Regions from separate parts of the Homo sapiens genome. Here all the other regions are linked to region 3. A link is a loop called in an ENCODE intact Hi-C map of the cell type or tissue named here. Cell type or tissue: CD4-positive, alpha-beta T cell. All regions are shown on one strand.

The links. Peaks named below come from ENCODE experiments on the same cell type or tissue, not always from the same donor. Only the 100,000 strongest peaks of a DNase experiment are listed, where the experiment ranks them.
Region 1: a loop joins it to region 3, with 4 times the contacts of the local background. A loop is called at or near these places in 36 of 110 quality-filtered maps.
Region 2: a loop joins it to region 3, with 4 times the contacts of the local background. A loop is called at or near these places in 18 of 110 quality-filtered maps.

Annotation. Positions count from the first base shown.
Region 1 is chr1:113,960,439-113,968,438 of GRCh38, forward strand. It overlaps HIPK1 (homeodomain interacting protein kinase 1), which reads left to right. Exons shown (of 16, transcript NM_198268.3): 9 at 1,879-2,000; 10 at 2,949-3,083; 11 at 5,692-5,834; 12 at 7,328-7,510. Among named protein-coding and RNA genes, the nearest start is that of OLFML3, 15 kb to the right of the region's middle. In CD4-positive, alpha-beta T cell, no CTCF peak of the experiment used is centred here; a DNase peak (open chromatin) is centred at 3,263.
Region 2 is chr1:113,945,603-113,953,602 of GRCh38, forward strand. It overlaps HIPK1 (homeodomain interacting protein kinase 1), which reads left to right. Exons shown (of 16, transcript NM_198268.3): 3 at 7,164-7,287. Among named protein-coding and RNA genes, the nearest start is that of HIPK1-AS1, 20 kb to the left of the region's middle. RefSeq lists a silencer at 6,191-6,391. In CD4-positive, alpha-beta T cell, a CTCF peak has its summit at 3,723; DNase peaks (open chromatin) are centred at 690, 1,868 and 3,709; H3K4me3 peaks cover 1,255 bases; H3K27ac peaks cover 3,373 bases.
Region 3 is chr1:113,831,590-113,839,589 of GRCh38, forward strand. PTPN22 (protein tyrosine phosphatase non-receptor type 22) reads right to left here. Exons shown (of 21, transcript NM_015967.8): 12 at 6,955-7,031; 13 at 6,001-6,818; 14 at 3,321-3,404; 15 at 2,720-2,850; 16 at 1,522-1,549. The region is part of intron 3 of AP4B1-AS1 (AP4B1 antisense RNA 1); the gene reads left to right. Among named protein-coding and RNA genes, the nearest start is that of AP4B1-AS1, 23 kb to the left of the region's middle. In CD4-positive, alpha-beta T cell, CTCF peaks have their summits at 4,303 (motif pointing right) and 4,503; a DNase peak (open chromatin) is centred at 4,302.

The DNA.
Region 1 (8,000 bases), 130 kb after region 3:
CCTGGTTGGCCAAAATAGATAACACATTTTGCTTAGTGGTAACTATTATTCTGTAATTTTGTCACCTTTCGCTTTATCACCCTGGGGGCTATAGATGAGCTTCTGAAGTGAACATTTCCTCCTAAATTTTACCAATTTGTAGGAGGCTATTATTATACAATACCAATGTCTTGTAGTTAGGCATGTATCCATGTCCTACTATAGGCAAAAATTTTGTGTGGCTTAGCCTTCTTATTGGATAACATTGCCTACGGAAGCATGGCTGGCAACTTTTTAATCTTGATATATGAATTTGTTACTTTTTATTTTTATATAAAAAAAGATATTGTTAGTGTTTTAATTCTGATTTTACTATGCCCTCTTATTTTGTACGTTGCTGGATTGTATTTTTCTTCATGACAACTTGTTATTAAATTACTCATAAATTACTGAAGTGGAAAATTAGAAGACTGACTTGCTGAAAACAGCAGTGTTAGGTCTATGAGTTATGCTCATTTGATACCTCCATAGTAATATTAAGAGAAATTAGTTGGTGATAGTTGAGAAAATGTCACCTAAGTAGTCTTTAATTAAAATCTTTATATCCTCACTTAACAAAATTGCAGACATTAGTGAATTGGAAATATAATAGCAACTTAAATTCTTTATGTTGCAAGTTTCGATAAAGTACAGAAGCAACTGAAGGCTCTCAAGTCTTGACAAAAAGAATTGTCTTTAGTTGTGCTTTTCCCCAGGAGGTCTATTTGTAGGAAAGATTTATTCAACATTTGTTCTAAGAGCATAATGAATAAAAAGATAAAGAAGACATGGTTATTGTTATAAAGGCACTGTTACAAAGAAGAATTCTTGATTTTCCTAGCTGTCCATTAACTACAAAAGAGCCCTATTAGATGTCAATGACAAGAGTAGATTTCTAAAATAAGTTGAAGCAAGTTTCTATAAACCAGAATGTCTGCTTTTAAAATATTCTTATCCTAGGCATAATTTTTTTCAGTTCATGCCTGGTTAAGGATAAAATATATGACTGATTTATGGACTAGGTTATATTTTTTGAGGAATGGGGAAAAGCATTCTAAATAAGAAGGTAACTTAGATTATAAATTATTGAGCTTTTCGTAATCTTTCTTATCTAATTCACTAAAAGTTATACTTAAGCCTTTGCTTTTAAAGATTAGAATTTTAAAAACAAGTTTTTTTTCCACCTAGTGGATTAAAAAGTGAATAATGCTGGGCACAGTGGCTCACACCTGTAATCCCGGCACTTTGGGAGGCCAAGATGGGCAGATCATGAGGTCAGGAGTTCGAGACCAGCCTGGCCAACATGGTGAAACCCCGTCTCTACTGAAAATATAAAAATTAGACGGGCGTGGTGGCGCACTCCTGTAGTCGCAGCTACTTGGGAGGCTGTGGCAGAAGAATCGCTTGAACTTGGGAGCAGAGTTTGCAGTGAGCCCAGATAGCATCACTGCACTCCAGCCTGGGTGACAGAGCGAGACTCCATCTCAAAAAAAAAAAAAAAAAAAAAAAAAAATGAAAGTGAATTTAATTTACTAAGTGAAGATTTTTTTGTTTTTGCCTGTACTCTTAATGGAGATGGGATGAATATTGTGTTTTAAATTTTGTAGCATAAAAAAAATTTAGAATTCTTTTAAACCATCCCTCACTATATCAAACATCTTTCCATTAACCTAACCTGAGGGGAAGTCTCCCTTTTCTTAACTTCCAAGACTTCTATGAATGAAACTTCTTTGTCTTAAGTGTCTAGGATTAAAACCTGAACAGTGGATTATTTGAACAGAGAAGCTGAAAACAAAATAATCTTAAAACAGTACTCCCAGACCTTGCAAAACTATTTAACTGTGATGCTGTTTTCAATAGCTGGACTACAAGCAACAACAAAGCATTCTGGATTCCCTGTGAGGATGGATAATGCTGTACCGATTGTACCCCAGGCACCAGCTGCTCAGCCACTACAGATTCAGTCAGGAGTTCTCACGCAGGTAAAAGCTAGAGCAATGTGGATACTCAGTATTGCTAAACACTATTGAGATTCAGATATTTTGTCCTAGAAAATGGTATTTCCTTTGACTATAAGATCTTTCTTGGTCATGATTCAGTGGACTTAAAATGAAACATCTCTATGGAACAATATACTAATTCCTAACACTATTGCAACTCTGCCATTGTCTTCCTTAGACTTGCAGGGAAAAAATATCCAGACATTCTTGAGAAATGGTCTTCTGAGTAAGTTTACTCTAATTTTGCGGGGTGAAGCGTTTTTTTTTGTTGTTGTTTGTTTTTTAAATGTTGGAGCTCATATAAAGATAAGTATATATGTAGCATTTTGATTCTAAAATATAAGCTTCCACTTTTGCACCCTTTGTGTCCCTTTTGCTCACTCTTTTAGAATTTCATCACAGTTGAGAGGCTGGATCACATCAGGATGCCTCTTCACATATTACATTCCTTCATTCCGTGTGTTTAACCAGATTGTAGAAAGCTTTAAAACTTTATACTTGCTATGGAACATTCGACTAAGATGATAGAGAAAATTGTAAAGTATTTAAATAGCAACAAACAGTATATTTTATATTTTATATATAAATGTTTGTGGCCTATGACACATAGGAAATTCTCAAATCCAAAAACTCTATTTTGTGAACAGGAGGAAGAATTCTTAATAAATGTCTCTGTTTCATAGAACTGATCCCCTGAATCTAGCCCAAGGAGGATTCCTATACTTCTTTGTTTTAGGCCATTGGCATTTGACTTTGTGGGCCAATGCCATACAAAGTTGAAGGGGGAAAGTTGTGTTTGGTATATGCATTTTAGATGCTATCAAATTACTGTTCATTGTCAGTAATAACTTGGGGGGAATGAGAACCCTTCTGAATCCAGATATCCTGCCTCCGTGTTTGTTTCACTCACCTGCCTAATCTACGTTTCAGGGAAGCTGTACACCACTAATGGTAGCAACTCTCCACCCTCAAGTAGCCACCATCACACCGCAGTATGCGGTGCCCTTTACTCTGAGCTGCGCAGCCGGCCGGCCGGCGCTGGTTGAACAGACTGCCGCTGTACTGGTAATTCCCCTCACTTGATTGTGTTACTAACGGAGTTTCTTTGGTTTCTTTCTTTTTTGTTTTTTCCTGTTTGTTTTTGTTCTGTTTTTTTCTGGTTTATTTTTCAAAAAAATTTTTTAGCTTAGTCTTTGCAGAGGGCATGGAAGCATGTGCCATCTTGTGGCTGTGTTCTTGCTACATCTTTTAATGTCTCATTGTTTTCCTCCCCAACATTTGCTGTAGCACTGTCTGACTGATGGTTATGTGGCTCTGTAAGGAGCCAGATCCCTTGATTCTTCTTTGCCAGCCTAGTGTGATAAAAGCTCTCGATGTAGCCTCAGAAGAGCTTCAACACTGTTACTTGTTTTCTGCCTTTTACCCTCTGATCCTTGAGAATGAAGGAAATGGCCTTTAATTTGGCTCAGCTACAGGTACCCGGATGGCCAAAATTGAGCTCGTTGGCAAGATAGCTTTCTCCTTTTTTTGCTGTTTTAAGGTTCTAAAACTTTTCTGCATGTGGAAATGCTTAAGATGCTCTTAATTTATTGCTTTCTCAGTTGATACTAACCATCCTTCTATGGACACATGAAGATAGCTCTTTTTGCCACTCATGATCAGTGGCAGCTTATATCTTACATTTAAAGATATTCCCTTTAGAATGTAGATCATATTGTAGGTCATATTGTTGGTTGAAATTAAAAGTGGACACATTTTTAGGAGTTTTGGGAGGAATTAATTATTTTACAAATAGGTCTTTATACAAAGGTTGAAAGTATGGCCAACAAACTATGCAAATACAATATCTTTGTTATTAAAAGTCATGGGGAATAGTTACTTAATGTAGCTGCAATTGTAGTACTGGGCTTAGAGATAGAAAAAACAACCAAGACTTTGAGGTGTGTTTCAGGATTTGTAACCTTAAGAGTGATTTTTTGGATGTGTTTTGGTTTATATGGGGAGTTAGAATTGTTTATTGGATATCCAGCATTTTCTCATTTGAAATTTAAAATTAGGTAAGCATCCAAAAACCTGAAAGGCACTATTGAATCCTGTTATTTCTCTGTTTTCAAAGTTGCTTTAAATTTCTTTTGTTGTTTCTTAAGTATTCATGTGAGTGAAAACACTTCCAGAAACATACTTTGGTTGGAATTTGGTTTTCATTTTAAAAGTCTTTGTCACTTCCAGATTAATTTTCTTGTAAGCAGAAAACCTGAGTGTGAGGGAGTCAGATATATTTCCAACTTGATTGATCCAAGCCAATGGTTTTAACTCACTCATCTGTAGTTTCGAGGTTGGAATGTTAGTTGACACTTCTCCTTTGCTGCTTCTCTTAAGTTTGCACTAGCCATTTGCTAAGCTTTGCATATTTTTGTTCTTCCTCTGTCAAAACAGTTCGTCGCTTGGAACGCCAGATTTCTGCCTCACATTGGAATGTTATTTCTTGCTTTGTATTAAACTACATGCTTTGTCTTGTGCAGGTGTTGGCTTATGGAAAGACGCATGGTGTGACTTAACATACTTCTTTTATTTTTTGTTTTGTTTTATTTTGTTTTAAATTCTGCTTATGGTAGCAGACGTGTTTGCAGTTTCTCTGCTTTGAAGGCTTCTTGTTTGGAACCAGTATTTGTAACAAGTAGATCTGTTACTTGCAGAAATATTTTTAAAACAGTGTGTTGATGGCCTTGCAATTTGAAATTCAAGAAACAGAACCATATGTACCCAAGCATTGTAGGTAATTGTACTGCAGAATTCAAGTTTAAAAAGGAAACTTCCAAATCCGTTCCCATTTTTTTTTTCAAAAAATGCCAGAATTTCTGTGAGGAAGAAGTACAGAAAACATTTGTTGCTCAGTTTATTGCAAGTGACATGGCTTTTTTAAAACTAGAAATCATGTATTTTCTTGTAGTGATTAGTTTTTATGTGGAAATATTCCTGCAAATGATACATAAAAACATATTTTAGGTAACTATTAGAAACAAAGTATGATGCTTTCTGCTTCTAAAACATCTTACTTTTTGCCTTATTTTGAAATTCCATTATGTGGCTATAAATGATGAAGTTAGCTTTTTCTTGCTGGCATAAGATTTTTTCCCCAAAAGGATTAGGCCTTTGGTCATCCACATCTGGCTCCATTTTCCAAATACTACCCTTTTAAAAAAGGGAACAGTTCTGCCTTTTGTTTTATGGGTTGAATTGATCTGATACCTTATCTGATTGGCAGTCAGATTAAAAAATTTTAATCTCCAGGGAGTCCTCTTAACTCTTTCTAGGGATTTATTTTAGAATTGTTGCAAAAATGAAACTCCAGCATTTAACCAGCTCTTATCTCTGAACTCTCAGACTCCTTTTCTCTACAGTATAATAGAAGCTCTTAACCGCAGGGATCTTCTTTTCTTTAATACCCGGGTGGTCAGGTTATGGGGGTGAGCAAGAGAAAGCAGTATGTTTTCTTTCCCCATTCATAAGACTTGTAGCTTGAGCCCCTCTGACCTTTCTTTTTTAATCTCTGCAAGTTAACAATCTACAAGCAACTTCTTTTAAGATATGAATTTTTCTTTCTTTAAAAAAACAGAAGAAAAAGCCAAGAATGAATCAAGTCTGGATGTTTTTTATGTGTGTTTCCTTACAGCAGGCGTGGCCTGGAGGGACTCAGCAAATTCTCCTGCCTTCAACTTGGCAACAGTTGCCTGGGGTAGCTCTACACAACTCTGTCCAGCCCACAGCAATGATTCCAGAGGCCATGGGGAGTGGACAGCAGCTAGCTGACTGGAGGCAAGTGTCCTGTGTTACTCTGGGAGATTTGTAAGGGCCGATCCCATAGGGTGGGAGCACTTGGTAATAAGGAGAGAGACTAGTAAGAAAATAAAGGAAAATTTGACACTGTTGGAATCCTTTAAGAACCCATATCAGGCTAGGAGATGGTGTTATAAGAAAACTTTGAATATAGGAAAGCAGTAGGTTCTGAAGGTCAGGAATCATTTCTTCTAGATTTTTTAAAGAGAGTCTTAAGTGATTAGAAACCATACAGTGAGATCCTAAAGCCTTGTAATCTAGGTCCCCAACTTTATCTTTTATAATGAAAATTCTTTTTTTCTAATGTTTAATTTTTGTGATTACATACTAGGTATATATATTTATGGGGTACATGAGATGTTTTGACACAGGCATGTAATGTGAAATAAGCACATCATGGAAAAGGGGGTGTCCATCCCCTCAAGCATTTATCCTTTGAGTTACAAATAATCCAATTACACTCTTTAAGTCATTTAAAAATGTACAATTAAGTTATTACTGACTATAATCACCTATTGCGCTATCAAATAGTAGTTCTTATTCTTTTTTTTTTTTTTTTGTACCCATTAACCATCCCTACCTCCCCACTAGCCCTCCACTACTCTTACCAGCCTCTGGTAACCATCCTACTCTCTATGTCCATGAATTAAATTGTTTTGATTTTTAGATCCCATAAATAAGTGAGAACATGTGGTTTGTCTTTCTGTGTCTGGCTTATTTCACTTAACATGATGATCTTGAGTTCCATCCATGTTGTTGCAAATGACAACGTGTACTTTTTGTGGCTGAGTAGTACTCCATTGTGTATATGTACCATATTTTCTTTATCCATTCATCTGTTGATGGACACTTAGGCTGCTTCCAAATCTTACTGTGAACAGTGCTGCAACATAGGAGTGCAGGTATCTCTTTGATATACTGATTTCCTTTCTTTTGGGTATATACCCAGCAGTGGGATTGCTGGATCATATGGTAGCTCAATTTTTAGTTTTTACAGGAACCTCCAAACTGTTCTCCATAATAGTTGTACTAACTTACATTCCTACCAACAGTGTACAATTGTTCCCTTTTTTCCATATCCTTGGCAGTGTTTATTATTGCTTGTCTTTTGGATATAAGCCATTTTAACTGGGGTGAGATAATATCTCATTGCAGTTTTGATCTGCATTTCTCTAATGATCAGAGATGTTGAGCACCTTTTCATATGCCTGTTTGTCATTTGTAAGTCATCTTTTGGAAAATGTCTATTCAATTCTTTTGCCCATTTTTTGATCGTATTATTAGATTTTTTTCCATAGAGTTGTTTGAGCTGCTTACGTATTCTGGTTATTAATCCCTTATCAGATGGTAGGTGCTCAACTTTAAAAAAATAAAATGCAGCTGCATTTTGGCTAATTGCTTTTGATGTCTGTTTGGTCCTGATTCTTCAGTGGTTTTGGAATTCACTCTTCTCTTTCTTTCTGTTGGTACAGGAATGCCCACTCTCATGGCAACCAGTACAGCACTATCATGCAGCAGCCATCCTTGCTGACTAACCATGTGACATTGGCCACTGCTCAGCCTCTGAATGTTGGTGTTGCCCATGTTGTCAGACAACAACAATCCAGTTCCCTCCCTTCGAAGAAGAATAAGCAGTCAGCTCCAGTCTCTTCCAAGTGAGTCTGTGTTACAGCTGATAGTTAAAACTGTGCCAGTTTGAGAGATATGTTGCCTTGCATTTGGAATATTGTATAGACATATAATATAGATATGAAGCAGCAAGTAGCTGCCAAATTGAGGAAGAGCAAATCATTTCATCTGGGCATGTACACCAGGTGTGTCCTGGTTTTATGATGGTCCTTTGTCTCTGCTGCCACTTTGAATCTAGGGCATTTTATGATGTTTTTATTTTACTTTACAGAGTGAAATTTAATCCTGGGATAAAGGGCTTATAAAAGTAAAATGTCTTTTGTATTTTGGTGTTCTTGTCCCTGGAAACTCTTGCCAGCATGGTGCTTATTTTCACTGGAACTTATATAGTTAAATGTATTTGCTTAATGATTATGTAAAAAGGAATCAATGAGTAAATTGGAAAGCAGTCTGGGGAAAAGATACACAATTTGGAAGGCCAAGGACTGAATCATCTTTCCATGTGAACTTTTCCTA
Region 2 (8,000 bases), 110 kb after region 3:
GGTGGTTTGGGCACCCTTGTTGGAATCATTTGAACATATATACAAATAATTCTTATCTTCTATTGCTTTCCCATTTTCAATGTTGGGCTCTCTATTCCATTAATCTATATATGTCTTTATGCCAGTACCACATTGTTTTGATTATTGTAGCTTTGTAGTAAGTTTGAAATCAGGAAGTGTGAGACCTCCAACTTTGTTCTTTTTCAAGATTGTTTTGGCTATTTGGGGTCTTTGAGGGTCCATATAAATTTTAGGATGGGTTTTTCTATTTTATACAAAAACCATAATTGCTTTTTATTAAGGATAGCGATGAATCTGTAGATGACTTTGGGTAGTATTGACAGCTTAATAGTAAGTCAGTCCATCCTTATTTCTTTATATCTTTTCACAGTTTTATAAAACTGGTATTTTTTACTTGAGGTAAGGTAAATAAACTCTTAGAGCCTTTGTTTTCTGGTTTTATGCTGCCCTAGGCAACCTTGGCTAACTTTAAGAATGTCATCTCCATTTATTTATTTATGCCTTGGGAGATTTAGGTTCCAACTACATTTGCTTTTTAATGCTCTCCTTTGAGCAGTCTCACCACCAGCCACACCAACATAACATATATATAACATACTCTACAGGTGCACTGAAGAATTCAGCGCAGCATCCCATTTTGAGTCCTCAGGAGGGACTAGGCAGACCACAGCTGAAGGAAGAGGGCTGATCAGCTCTTCCTTTCTGTCTTGACTCTGTGCCTGCAGGTGTTCTTTAACTATTTGTTTGCCCTGTCAAAGACAAAGTGCATTCTCTTGTGATAACAGAGTAGTTTTTAAATTGAAAAAGGGAGAGCAATAGGAGATAAAAATTATTTGGCTTTGTTATAATTGGGGCATGTTAATACAAAATAAAATGAATTATTTGGCTGCTTAGCTTTCTGTAATGTGTAATTCATTTGAATAATTTTCAGTGTTAGGTTGCTGATCTTTGTATTTTTTATCCTTTTAATTTAAGCTGTCAATTGATTCATTTTGGTTTTGTTTTTTATAGAAACTAAGGTTTTCAAATCTTCAAAGTTACCCTTCGACAAAGCTTTCTTTAAATTCACTGCAATATAGTTGTTGACTATAATTTTAAGTGGAGCTAAGTTTGCCTCTTAAAAACAGGAGTTCATTCTGTGTATTACTGAGTAATTACTCTGTATACTGAAGTTCAGTGCCCAGGGCTTGACAGTGTTTAGGATTTAACATGAGTGTTCTGTTGTGTCACAGTAATACTTGATAATGAGCCTAAGGCAGATGGAACAGCAGCTCAGGCATTCCTTCTTTATCACTAGTTTTACCCGCAGTGGTCCTCTTAAGCTTCTTTGATGTTGCTTTGTTGCCATATTAGAGTCCATTAAGTCCTCACCCTTCTGTCTTTCAAAAAACCTCTGTGAAATCTGTTTGGCTGGTGAAGCATTTTGACTCCAAAGCTAGTCCTTCTCTTACCCACCTTTTTAGTTTACCTTGCTTTGTCTTTCTGATAATATGCCAGTATTATCAGCTCACATAAATTTGCCAACTTGCTGTGTCCATTGGCCCTGGGCATGGCTAAATGATTCAGGCAGTGGAAATAATATACTTTACTCTCTGGCTCACTGTAAATGTGCACAGACTCCAAGCAAAGCTCCTGTCTTTCGGGCTTGAGTTTTAGAGACAAAGGTTTGCCATGCTTACAGGCTGAATGTTTTTCCCTACTGAACAAACTAGCCAGCCTTTATTTCAAGCTGAATCACTTTGTTACTTACGGAAGGAAAAGGTCTAGAGAAGGAAAACGTATCTTCCATTTATCCTAGACAAACAAATAATCTAATTTCCTCTGGCAGTCAAAATATAGTTTCACCTAAGCCACTGATGCAGGAAGTTAGGTTTTATGTAACCTCTCTAATTGGTAAGTAAGTAGGTTTGATGTCTCTGAGATAGGAAGAAAGAAACGAAAATGTTCATGAAAATAATCAGAGTGATTTGTGTTAAGTGATCCTAACCTTAGCTTGCTCTGGGTGCCAGTGAAATTAACCTCAACAATGTTGGTTGGAAGAATTTTTCAACTTAAAGAAGTTTGAAGTTGGGGAATCAAAAGGCAGGGATTGTTGTTTCTATCACTTAGCTGTAATAACCAGAGCCTGTTTAGTATTTGTTTTTTAAGGATGGGATGTGTCTTCAAAGAGGAGACTTGCCATGTTCAAAGCACAATTAATGCCATTTTCCTACTGAAGTGAACACTGCCAGTTTTTAACAGTTTCTTTCACTTTCCTGTGCTTCTGTAGATAACCTTTTTTACTGCCCAGTTGTTGGAATGTTACAGCTGGAAAGGGACCTAGAAGAGTAATTATCTAACTCTGTTTCCTTATTACACAAATGAGGTAGAACCAGAGTTTTACGTGTCTGTAGAGTTTATATTGAGGGATTAAGAAATAAGGAGGCCAAGAGGAAAGATGTAATGAAAATAATTCTAATAATTATAATCTGGATTCACAGTTTAAAGTATTCAGTCCTTAGAGATAAACCTGCTCTAGTGATGCCTTACTGTTCAGTAAAGTAGAAAATAACTTGTCTTTTTGCTTCGTAGAGTTTGGGTAAGTCTAACATTTATAGGCCCAAATAATACAAAACCCTCAGTGAACTAAGCAGCCTTACTGCTTTTTTGTTTGTTTTTGAGACAGGGTCTCAGGCTGGAGTGCAGTGGCGCAATCATGGCTCACTGCAGCCTTGACCTCCTGGGCTCAAGTGATCCTTCCACCTCAGCTTCCTGAGTAGCTAGAACTGCAGGCATGCACCACCATACCTGGCTAATTTTTTAAATTTTTTTGGTAGAGATTGGGTCTTGCTGTGTTGCCTAGGCTGGTCTCAAACTCCTGCTCAAGTGATCCTCCTGCCTTGGCTTCCCAAAGTGCTGGGATTATAGGTGTGAACCGCCGTTTCTGGCCGTATTTTTTTTTTTTTTAAACTGCTTTCCTTTTTTTGTTTTTCCTTTTGCTATTTGCCTTTTTATAAGGTAGATACGGTAGAGTTGCTGTTTTGACTGAGCTTTTGCTGGAAGTCCTTAGCTGCTTTTGTCACTCCAAAAGCAGGGTGAGACCAAATGAAAAAACTTTCAGCTAATCTTCAGTTTTTTTTTTTAATTAAATGGGACTTGGGGGCTGTGGAAGTGATATTTTCCTTAATTTCCCAGAAAACTTTAAGCTCGAGACAGTTATCATATATTATTGCTACCTTTTTTATTTTTTTCTGAGACGGAGTTTCGCTCTTACGCCCAGTCTGGAGTGAATTGACGTAATCTTGGCTCACTGCAACCTCTGCCCCCCGGGTTCAAGCGATTCTCCTGCCTCAGCCTCTGGAGTAGTTGGGATTACAGGCGCCTGCCACCATGCCCAGCTAATTTTTGTATTTTTAGTAGAGACTGGGTTTCATCATGTTGGCCAGGCTGGACTTGAACTCCTGACCTCAGGCCATCCACGTGCCTTGGCCACCCACAGTGCTAGGATTATAGGCGTGAGCCACCGCGCCTGGCCTGTTATCGCTACCTTTTAAAGAAGAAAGTTATAGAGTGGCCTGGCCATTCTCTGTGACCTACCTTTTGGACTTTAAAATGTCTTTCTAGTATGGTAGGAATAGCAAAATCAATATGCTGCCCTCCAATTGATGCTTTGGAATGTTCTAAACCCAGTTTTTATTTTGGCTCATTGCCAGTTGTGCTCCCCCTGCCAGCTATTTTTGGCATTGTCATGAACTTGGAAATTAATGATTCTGCTCACTAGGAGTAGAAAATTTTGTTCCTTTTCAATTTTAGAAAAGCTTTTATGTTGTTTCTGGGTAGTCTTACTAGCTTATTAATGCGCCTGTCAAACTTGTGCAGTGTTGAAAACATGCCATTATGGTTGAGATTTCACTGAACTCTGAAATTCCATCAGTAATATGTGCCTCTAGCCACCTGCAACAGGAATATCACTTTTGAGGGTTACTTCTTTTCTTTTCTTTTTTTTTTTTTTTTGAGACAGAGTCTTACTCTGTCACCCAGGCTGGAGTGCAGTGGCACTGTGTCAGCTCACTGCAACCTCCGTCTCCTGGGTTCAAGCAATTCTCCTGCCTCAGCCTCCTGAGTAGCTGGGATTACAGGTGCCCGCCACCACACCTGGCTGATTTTTTATATTTTTAGTAGAGATGGGGTTTCACCATGTTGGCCAGGCTGGTCTCAAACTCCTGACTTCAGGTGATCCAGCCTCCTCGGCCTCCCAAAGTGCTTGTATTACAGGCATGAGCCACCGCACCCGGCCAGTTATTTCTTTGGTAAACAAAACCACAGTTCAAATTAAATACTACAAAAACTGATGATATTGGTGGTTCCACCCATAGCTGTTAAAAAGTGTAAGCCCGAAGAGGCCTGGGTCGACTGCTATTTGTATTTAAGGATCAGAAAAGCTTTCAGGCCCTGTGGAGTCCCCAGATTTACTGTTTTCTAAGGGCCACTATTTATGTATAAATACTAGGGGAGGATTTTTTTTTTCTTCTATGCCTAGTTTGCTTAGATGGGGAGGGATATTCTTATTTAGGGAAATTATATTCTCCTTGCTTAATCCTTGCCTTCCCTCAACCCCCTGCACATATACACAAAACAACAATAAGCACATATCACTTGAAAGTAGTTTGAGAAACCTGGGTATTCTGTGAGGAGACACGGCCAGTTAGATGGTTCTTCACGGAAAGATCTGTTTTCCATTTAACTCCTGTAACATGAGGAATCTGAATCTGGATCTGGATCTGGATCTGGAGTGTCCTTATAGATTATAATTCCATGACTTGTAAGAAAGAAAGGAAATTATTTGGAGAAGATGATCCAGTGCCTAAGAGCTGAAATCTTGGATCCAAATAGCTTGGGTACCATCCTTTTTCTTTTGTTGAGATGGAGTCTCGCTCTGTCGCCCAGGCTGGAGTGCAGTGGCAGATCTCAACTCATTGCAACTTATGCCTCCCAAGTTTAAGTAATTCTCTTGCCTCAGCCTCTGAGTAGTTGGGATTACAGCTGCCCGCCACCATGCCCAGCTAATTTTTGTATTTTTAGTAGAGATGGAGTTTCACCGTGTTGACCAGGCTGTTCTCGAACTCGTGACCTCAAGCAATCCACTCACCTTGGCTTCCCAAAGTGCTGGGATTACAGGTGTGAGCCACTGCGCTGGCCAAGGGCACCATCTTTTAGTAGTTATGTAGCCTTGGGCAAGTTACTTTAACCTCTTAGTGCCAGTTTCTTCATCTGTAAAATGGAGGTAATACTTTTATTGCATAGAATCTAACATGCCATTGATTATAAGATACATTATTTTTGTACCACTTAAAAAAGGAAAAGCGCTGCCATTAAACTAAAATATACCATCATTTGTAAGAATCTTCTTAATTTCAGAGGTGCTAACATGTAAAAAGATGTGTATCTTAGAATTGATGACATCATAATAATACTTTGATAGGATTGTTGTAAGGATTAAGTGACTCAACATTTATAAAGAACTTAGAACAGTGCATGGCACATAGTAGGCAATATTTATGTGTCATTTATTATTATTGCTATTAGTGTTACCTATTATTTTCTTTTTGAACCCACTTATTGCCTAATTAGTCATAGTTTGACAATTGCCCTTGTATTCCACCATGTCAAATATAAATTTACATAGATGAGTATGTACTTTTACTTATTGAGAAACAGTGTAATATATAATATACTCAATTCTGGAGCCAGATTGCAGGGATTCAAATCCTAGCTCTGCCACTTATTTGACTGTGACTCTAGGCCAATAACTTAATCTTTCTTTTTCTCAGTTTCTTCTTCTGTAATGGGGATAATAATTCTATTTTAGATGTGTTCGTATATATAAACGTCTGAGTTATGGATTACCTTAGTCATCTCTTTAAAGTTCCCTAGCATTTTATTTCTCACTTGGACTGTTAATGAATATTTCTAAAAAGCACACTAAGAGTTCAAAGTTTTAAAATAATGGTAACATAATACTGTTATTATATCTAACACCTACTAGTATTTACCATGTGCCATGCACTGGTCTAAAAGCTTTCATATATTTATTTAAGCTTCACAACAACTCTATGTGGTGGGAACTCTTACTGTCTCCATTTTATAGATGAGGAACCTGAGGCACAGAGAGATCAAGTAATATACCTGCAGCTATTAAATGATGGAACTAGGATTCAGACCCTGACAGGCTGGCTCTAGAGAGTGTGCTGTCAACACCATGTCTCTTCAGAAGGCATTTCTTTTTCTTTTTTTTTTTTCCAGAAGGCATTTCTGTCATGAAGGGTTATTTATTGACCAGGGCTTTTTTTTTTTTTTTTTGGACTGTCTTGGGTCTCCTAGGCTGGAGTGTAGTGGTGTGATCTTGGCTTACTGCAACCTCTACCTCCTGGGTTCAAGCGATTCTTTTGTCTCAACCTCCTGAGTAGCTGGGATTACAGGCGCCCACCACCACACCTGACTCATTTTTGTATTTTTAGTAGATTTGGGGTTTCACCATATTGGCCAAGCTGGTCTTGAACTTCTGACCTCAGGTGATCCACCCGCTTCGGCTTCCCAAAGTGCTGGGATTACAGGCATGAGCCACTGTGCCCAGTTGACCAGGCCTTTTAATTGATTTTTTTTTTTTATGATTGAAATGGTGCTAGGAATAATAATAAAAAAAATCTATTATCCCTTATCTGTGATTGCAAAATTCAGAAAGCTCTCATAAATGAAAATTTTTCTTTAAGTTTGGTATAAATTCATTTAATTGGCAAGACCTGACTTGAACCATTGTTAAGCTATTTGAAGTCTTTATTTAGCCAACTTAGTATGACTGTTCCATGTTTTGTTGCAGAAATATTAATGTGTTTGATTATAGTGCACTGCCCTGAACTCCACTGGGATTATTATATAATGTGTACTTTGTGTTCTGCATTACCTTTCTGAAATTCAAAATATTCTGAATTCCAAAACACATCTGGCCCTGAGCTTCAGATGATGGATTGTATACCAAAGATTTTTTTTCCATTTCATTGAATAAATGTTCCTTTAGCTAATACTAAAACAGGACTTAGTCATGTAGTTAATTTTCCCAAATAATGTTTTTTTTTTTTTAATCTGATATTTTTTGTTTTTGCTAGAGCTCCTGAAATTATTCTTGGGTTACCATTTTGTGAAGCTATTGATATGTGGTCACTGGGCTGTGTGATAGCTGAGCTGTTCCTGGGATGGCCTCTTTATCCTGGTGCTTCAGAATATGATCAGGTAAAAGTGTTTATTTGAATGGAAATAGAATGCAAATAGTTACTTGTGAATTAGATTCTGGAGAAAGAGAAGTACTAAGTACTACTGAAGTATTTAGATAATAGGGAAAGAGTAGTCCAATTGCTACTAAAGAACTTTTTAAAGAATAGTATAATTTTCTCTTCCTGCTTCTTAGGCTAAAGTATGTTTGCAATTCTATAATAAAAAAAAGAATTTTATTTTATATTAAGGTTGATACTTTGCTAGATCTGTAATGATTTATTAGAGACTTAACTTTCATTAACTTATGTGCTTTGTGAGTTAGGAAAGTAGAGTAAAGATGAGGAACTGGAATTTTAAAAGAGAACTTCTACTTACTCGGAGCTATTATAATTTACTTTTACGCATGACACACTGAAGTACTTTCTTCAGACTGAAACACTTCAGGTCCCAGAAGCTGTGACATACTGGGTCGCTAAGATAGGATTTAGAAAGGAAATCATCTGAGTTGTAGTAATATATGATCTGTATCTAAAAATAGACAAACTTTAGGAGATATGGTATAATTTCCTAAGGAATTGGTCCGTTAAGGGAAAATGTTTTACTATGGAAGTAAATTGTGAATTCTCATTTCTTGTTATTTTTTCTTTTTTCTTTTTATTTGTTTGAGATGGAGTCTTGCTCTGTCACCCAGGCTGGAGTGCAGTGGCGCGATCTCGGCTCACTGCAACCTC
Region 3 (8,000 bases):
ATTTCTCCATACACATCATGCTCATTTCTACCTTTGAGTCATTGGTAGGCTGATCCCTGCTGCTGGAATTCCCTCCTTTTTTCTCTCTGTCTATACAAATTATTTAAAGTTCTTTCTTCCACTCAGCGAAACCTTTCCTAACCACTCCAGTAATGCCATCCTGTTTTCCCAGACTCCTGGTGATTACAGTCAGTGCCACACAGATTATCACTTAGTGGTTCCACGTGAGTATTAATTTTATCTACTCTATTTGAATATAAGCATTAAGTAGTACTCTTTCTCATACATCCTGCCTATTCTAACCCTGTGTAAGGTGCACAGAAGTTGCTTAGTAAAATGCTTATTTAATGATTAATAAAAATTATAATCGATAATATTTAATGAGGACTTATTTGACAAGTACTACGCTAAAAGCTTTACGACATTATTGTATTTAATCCTCATAAAAATTATCTAAGGGATTCTATTCTTTTATAAATGAGAAAAATAGAAGGAGAAAGTATGTAATTTAACCAAGTTTATGCATGTTGATAATTCTTCATAGACCAGGGATTTGACTTAAAGCCTATCTGACTCTAAAGCCCTTGTTTTTGTTGTCATGTTTTGTTTTGTTTTTGAGATGGAGTCTCGCTCTGTCACCCAGGCTGGTGTGCAGTGGCGCAATCTCAGCTCACTGCAACCTCCACCTCCCAGGTTCAAGCGATTCTCCTGCCTCAGCCTCCCCAGTAGCTGGGACTACAGGCACCCGCCACCACGCCCAGCTAATTTTTAGTAGAGACAGGGTTTCACCATGTTGGCCAGGATGGTCTCGATCTCTTGACCTCGTGATCCGCCAGCTTTGGCCTCCCAAAGTGCTGGGATTACAGGTGTGAGCCACTGCGCCTGGCCTGTTGTCATGTTTTTTAGAGACAGCATCTTGCTCTGTCATACAGGCTGGGTGCAGTGGTGCCATTATAGCTCACTGCAGCCTCAAATTCCTGGCAAAGCCCATGTTTTTTAACCTTTATATTATCTGTATATGTATTTGAATAATATGACAGTATGAATAAATATGTTAAGGGCAACTACCACTTGTGATAATGTAAACAAAGTACCTGGAAGTGCCCAATAAATGTTAGTTTTTGTTCTTCAATGCATGAAACAGGCAAAGCTCAGACAAGTACTGGAGAGGCAACAGCAAATTAAAGAATTAAGTGGCCAGAAATAATTTTTTGAATCACACTGTTAACAGTGGGAAAATCTCTATAGTGGAAAAGCTGCAAAGTTTTAAAAGATTCTCTCTGAAATAGTTTTTATATATTATTTCAGAGAGGTTATATATTAAGGAGCAGAATTCTAAAATCCTGTCTTCACCTTGCTCTTTACAAAATTTCTAGTCTGGGAAAGCCAGAAATAAATCAATGAATACTGGAAGCTATTATGGGAACCAAGTAACTTCCTGAAGTGAATTACTCTAAACTTAACGAACCATTCTTCCAATCTTAGGGCTAAATGTCATCTAAAGCCAAGAGAAATTTTTACCTGATTTAGGACTTCGGAGTTTTACACTCTAAAAGAAAAAAAGAAAGGAAAAGTGAAAGAAGAATATGTATACAAATTATACAAACTCAAAGCAAAAAATGGCATTTTTGAACTTATATGTAATATAGCTGTAGAGATAATTATGAAATGTAGACCCTATTTTTCCTAATTTGTAAGTGTGCTGAATTATGAAATGGCATCTTTCACTCTTACACTGATTTTTATATCCCATGGCAATTAGTCCTAAATTGATCCCCTTCTGACTTATTTCTGTCCCACCTGAAACATTTCCCTGAAAATTTAATTAGAGGTAAGTTGCGGAAATTGAAGTTACTTCATAACATTGGAAGAGTGACTGTTCTTTCCTCTGGGAGTTGTTAAAGTAAATATATGTGCCTATTATTAATGACAATAATAATTACTAGTACATTAGAATTATAATTTAAAAGGCAGAGAATATTTGCCTATCAGCATTGCAATTGTAGGTACTTTAAAATGTTTAATTATTTTTCTGATCTCTCAAATTTTAAGAGAATTGGTTCACAGACTATACAGAAATGCATAACATTTTTAGATACACTTCTATTTTTCCTCCAGAAGCAGGACACACCTACTTTCAATAATTATTTTCTATTTAATCCACAAACCCCTCCCACCCCCATCTCTGACTTTACCATCAACCACACTATTCCAAAAGGTTTATCTTAAGTAATATGCACACCTGTCATTCTCTATAACATATTATCACAGCAAACATGATATAGCCTACCAAATGACTACAGTGAACAAGCTTCCTACTTAAGTATGAAACATTTATTTTTGCCTTAACTATCCTTCAAGAATCAGCTCAAATGTTTCCTCTTTCACTAAATCTTCCTTGATCACTTCCAACCTGGAGGCATCTCCTACACTTGAAATTCTTTATCTTTCATATGACATTGATCACATTTGCTTTGTTATAATAAATATAGGCAAAAATAAAGATTTGTACACATCCTATATCTCTACTACTAGACAAGAAGCTTCTTACAGGCAAGAATTGTGTCTTATACATCCTTTTTATCCCAACATCCTCTAGCACATTGTTCTATATTTAGTATGTGCTTAGGATTTATTGAATGATGGGTGTTAAAAATACAAGGAGTAGAACTGTAGTCTATTGAATCTAAATGAGTAGAGTCATTAAAAAATTATTGACCTTGCTTGGTCTAAGTATCACAGAGTCATCAAATTTCTTTGGTTCAGATGTTCCACCCCATTCCAGTGATGTTCCAATTTTTACCTTCACAGCTGAGGATAAGGATTTGGGAACATTTGGTGAGAATTCTCCTGGAAGAAAGTGAATATAGTTCGGTTCTTAAGAATAGTATTCTTTTAGACATCAAATGTTGCTCAGCAAATAATACATAAAACATTGAAAGGACCTGAGAAGTAATCTAGTTAATTCACACTTCATTTTATTTTTTGAGACAGGGTCTTGCTCTGTCACCCAGACTGGAGTGCAGTGGCACAATCATGGCTTACTGCAGCCCCCAACTCCTGGGCTCAAGTGATCCTCTCACCTCCACCATCCAAATAGTTGGGACTACACATGCATGCTGCTATTGCTCTGCTAAATTAAAAAAAAAAAATTAGAGATGAGGTCTCACTATGTTGCGCAGGCTAGTCTTGAACTCCTGGCCTCAATGAACTCCTCAAACTCAAGGCTCACACATCAGCTTCCCAAAGTGCTGGAATTAAAGGCATGAGCCACCATGCCCATCCCACACTTTATTTTATACTTACTGAACTGTACTCACCAGCTTCCTCAACCACAATAAATGATTCAGGTGTCCATACAGGAAGTGGAGGGGGGATTTCATCATCTATCCTTGGAGCAGTTGCTATCCAAAATGTCAAAAATATTGTAACAATTGTTAATTAGAACAATCCAAAGGAAATTCTTATATTCTAATATTAAATATAAATTTACCATAATTTATATTTAAATTCCGTTGAAGCAACATTATCAGTAAAGTTGACACTTGTTCATTCAAGGAAAAAGCAAAATAAATTCTCTTAAGGTACAAACCCAGGAGGTTTTTGCTTATTCTTTAACATTTATTGTTTTAAAAGCTCAAAAGTAGGGCTGGGCGCGGTGGCTCACGCCTGTAATCCCAGCACTTTCGGAGGCCGAGGCGGGCAGATCACAAGGTCAGGAGATCGAAACCATCCTGGCTAACGTGGTGAAACCGTGTCTCTACTAAAAACACAAAACATTAGCCGGGCGTGGTGGCGGGCCCCTGTAGTCCCAGCTACTCGGGAGGCTGAGGTGGGAGAATGGCGTGAACCCGGAAGGCAGAGCTTGCAGTGAGCCGAGATTGCACCACTGCATTCCAGCCTGGGTGGCAGCAGGACACTCCGTCTCAAAAAATAATAATAATAATAAATAAATAAAAGCTCAAAAACATTTTGATTGAGTCACGGTGTATCAGTTAACATAAAATATTATATTAATTTTGGAAGCTTTGAATTAACTTTTACATAACTCCTTTTGTTTTACATAGACTATATAATAAAACATTATAAAGTGCTTTGACGTGTAAAAGGTTCAGTTATACATTAGGTAAAATCATAAAGATTTCAGTATCTCTTCATTCTATACAAAATTCAAGAATATGGGTATTTTTCCATTTTACAAAACAACAGTATAGGATAGTCTTCTGTATTTCTATACAAACATTCAGTTTTTATTAAACATTTTAAATGGTATTACAAGAAACTGCCACCAGATGGCACATGACGATATTGTTACAATCCCTGAAAATAAGGGTATGTTTTTATTAATTAATTTTTTTTTGAGACGGAGTCTCGCTCTGTTTTTTAATGATGCAGATGCTCAGAGAAGTTTAAGGTATAAGAAAAGAAAATACATTTAAATGTTTAAAAATGTATAAAATAATCTAATCACAGAAGGAACATCTTAGATCCAGATAAGATATTTTTGCAACAAAGCTACAAATGATCTACACAACTATTTATTAAGAAACTCTACAATAAATAATGTTATAGAGCAAAAGTTTTCTCCACCTCCTATCTATGTAGAATGTGCTTTACAAATTATTTGATGATATACCTAAGGGAGTTAAACTTGTTCATTGCTTTCCCTCATCATCTTCCACATCAAATTATTGTCATCATCTCTAACAGGGTGCTCATTTCTACTTTCAAACTAATCAGTAAAACAGAACAATATGCATTATATGCAAAAATACAGAATTATAAAAGAGACAAAACATGAAAGTAAAGGTATACATATGATAAAATTTTTACACAAAATACTAAACATGTATTGTCATCTACGAGATTACTACAAAAGAGCAAGAAATCAGGTTCTCCCCTTCCAAATCCTGCAGGAAGATAATTCAATTTTTAGCAATATGTTCAACTCATTTTAGCCACATAATTGTGCAACAAAAAATCTGGGTGCTATTGATCAAATTTTTTTCTGCTCTTCCTTTGGAAGCTGCTTCTATATGTTAAGAGTAAATTCTGAAGCTAGGTGTGGTGGCTTGCACCTGTAATCCCAGCACTTTGGGAGGCCAAGGTGGGAGGATTGCTTGAGGCCAGATTTTCAAGACCAGGCTGGGCAACATAGCAAGACCCCATTTCTAAAAAAAAAAAAAATTAGCCAGGCATGGTGGCGTGTCCCTGTGGTCCCAGCTACTTGGGAGGCTGAGGTGGGAGGATTGGTTGAGCCCAGGACATCAAGGCTGCAATGAGCAATGTCCACACCACTGCACTCCAGCATGGGCAACATAGTGAGATTCTGTTTCAAAAAATATTTTTAAAAAACAGTATATTGTGAGCCTTTGATATACATTTCTAGAAATGAGGCGTGCCTTCTTTAGAAGCACTCCTGCTGGTACAGATCCTGTACCAGATCTTGATTGCCTCCATTGTTGCCTGTTTCATGGAATATTATGTTTGATGTTGCTATTTTCAACTTATTACAGCATTAAAACACTCCTGGAATGTATTTATTTGAGGAGTAGCAGGAAGAAGAAAGAGAAGGAAGCAGGCTAGGCGTGGTGGCTCATGCCTGTAATCTCAGCACTTTGGGAGGCCGAGGCAGGCAGATCACGAAGTCAAGAGATCAAGACCATCCTGGCCAACATGGTGAAACTCCATCTCTGCTAAAAATACAAAAATTAGCCGGGCGTGGTGGCGCGCGCCTGTAATCCCAGCTACTCAGGAGGCTGAGGCAGGAGAATTGCTTGAACTCTGGAGGCGGAAGTTGCATTGAGCCAAGATTGCACCACTGCACTCCAGCCTGGGTGACAGAGCGAGACTCCATCTCAAAAAAAAAAAAGAAAAAAAAGAGAAAAAAGAAAGAAAGAGAAGAAGCAGAGGAGAAGAGGGAAGAGGAGAAGAAACCAACTATTCTATAGAAACAAAATGAAATCTAAAATTCTATGCAAACTTTAAAAAATAACTTACCTAGTACAGCTGACTCCTGGTTCAATAGTGAGGAAATATTGGTTGGAGAATTCAGTGATAAAGAATCATGTGAATTGTAATAAGAGAAGAGGGATGTAGAGGATGTTGGCAACAGAGAAGAAGGAAAAACAGTTCCATCTTGCTTCTCAGGTAAATCAAGAGACATCTTAGAACTGGTACCACTTGGAGGCCATGATGAAAAATAAGGATTTTCCACTAAAGGTATGTAAGAATATACACCAAGAGCACTAGAGTCATGGTGCTTTACATTAGAGGCATTACGTATTTGGTGTTTAGAGTCATATGGCAGTGAATAATTCAGTTCTGCTGAAGAAACATGCATTACTTTTTGAGCCTGCATCTCTACAAAACAAGAATCATGTGGTTGAGATTCCAAATAAGAAAAGTTTTCCTTGCTGTCCACCTCCTTGGTTTCTCTCTGCTGTATCAATTCAAAAGGAGTTGATTTGGTCCGTGTTATTGGCACCTTTGAATTAAAATATCTTCCTGCTGCATTTACAGGTTTAGAATTAGAACATCCCTCAAACAAAAGAGAGCCCAAATCCAAACTTTGATGCTTCTGAAGAGGCTCCCCAACTATTGGAAATGCCTTTGTCTGCCATTTCATGGTTGTGTCAGCATTTTTGTCAAAACTGTAATTTAGCTCCAGAAAGTCAAAAGAAGTGCTTGATTTAGCAGGGTGCAAAACTAGCTCTTCTTTTGCACTTATTTCAGAAGTCCTAAAGTCAAAGGAAGAAGATTCTTTGATTTCCATTTTTGTCCTTTGTTGGTTCATCATTTTTGCTGCTTTTGTGGTACTAAAACAAAAAGAAAGCGTAATGATGACACCATACCCCAAACAGGCCGCTTCCTAGCATCACAATGATGTATAAGCATGAGATTCATCTCCCAGACACAATTAGTCAACATTTAGATATATAAAATTGTACTCACCTTTTTGGTAAATTAGGAGAATAAGAGTCTGCTTGGAGAGTGTGATTTTTCTCAGGAATACAATGCTTTGCTTGACTCTTTAAAAGAAATAAGTCAGAGGCTGGTTTTCAGTGAAGCAATGTCAATAAGATATTTTAATATTTAGAAGGCTGAAAAGTAATTTTTCAGGAAATAAAAAGATTTAAAATAATTCATGAAAGAGTTAGATTAGCTTCCAAAATATTGAACTCAGCAAGAACTCGTTCATATACTGAGATGGCCAGAATAAAGGATTAATAGTATTATAGAAACTAGAAAGGATTTGTGTATATCATCATCTTTTCAAATGTGGGAGTTTTAAAAATGTTCTTTGGTGGGTAACTTTAGTCTCAAAAACACTCTGCCTTTAGAAATTTCAGCATCTCAGCCCTTTACAGGTACTTATTAGGTCTCTGGACCTATTTCATCTTGTTCTACTCTTTTCCTCCTCACTATGCTCTAGGTATACTGGTTTTCTTGCCATTACTTTAGCATGCCAAACTTATTTCCAAGTCAAGGCTTTTACACTTACTATTCCCCCTGATTAATATATTTTTGCTCCAAATTTTGCATGGCTGGCTCCTTCTAAGTAATTAGATCTCTGCTTAACTGTCATCTGCATAAGGAAACCTTCCCTGACCACCCAACCTAAAATCACATTTCTTCCCCTGTCCAGCCATGCTCAATCTTCTTCTTTTTTAAGAGACAGGGCCTCGCTGTATTGCCCAGTCTGGCCTCAAACTTCTGGGCTCAAGCAGTCCTCCTACCTCAGCCTCCCAAGTAGCTGGGACACTACAGGTGTGTACCACAGTGCCTGGCCTCAATCTTTTTTTTTTTTTTTGAATTAAGTTAGGGTCTTATTCTGTTACCCAGGCTGGAGTGCAGTGGCACAAACATGGCTCACTGCGGTGTTGACCTCCTGGGTTCAAGTCCTCCTCTCACCTCAGCTTCCCAATCCTTATTTTTTATAGCAATTATCATATTATGAAATATGTTATTGTGGTTCATAGAATCTTAAAATATAATTG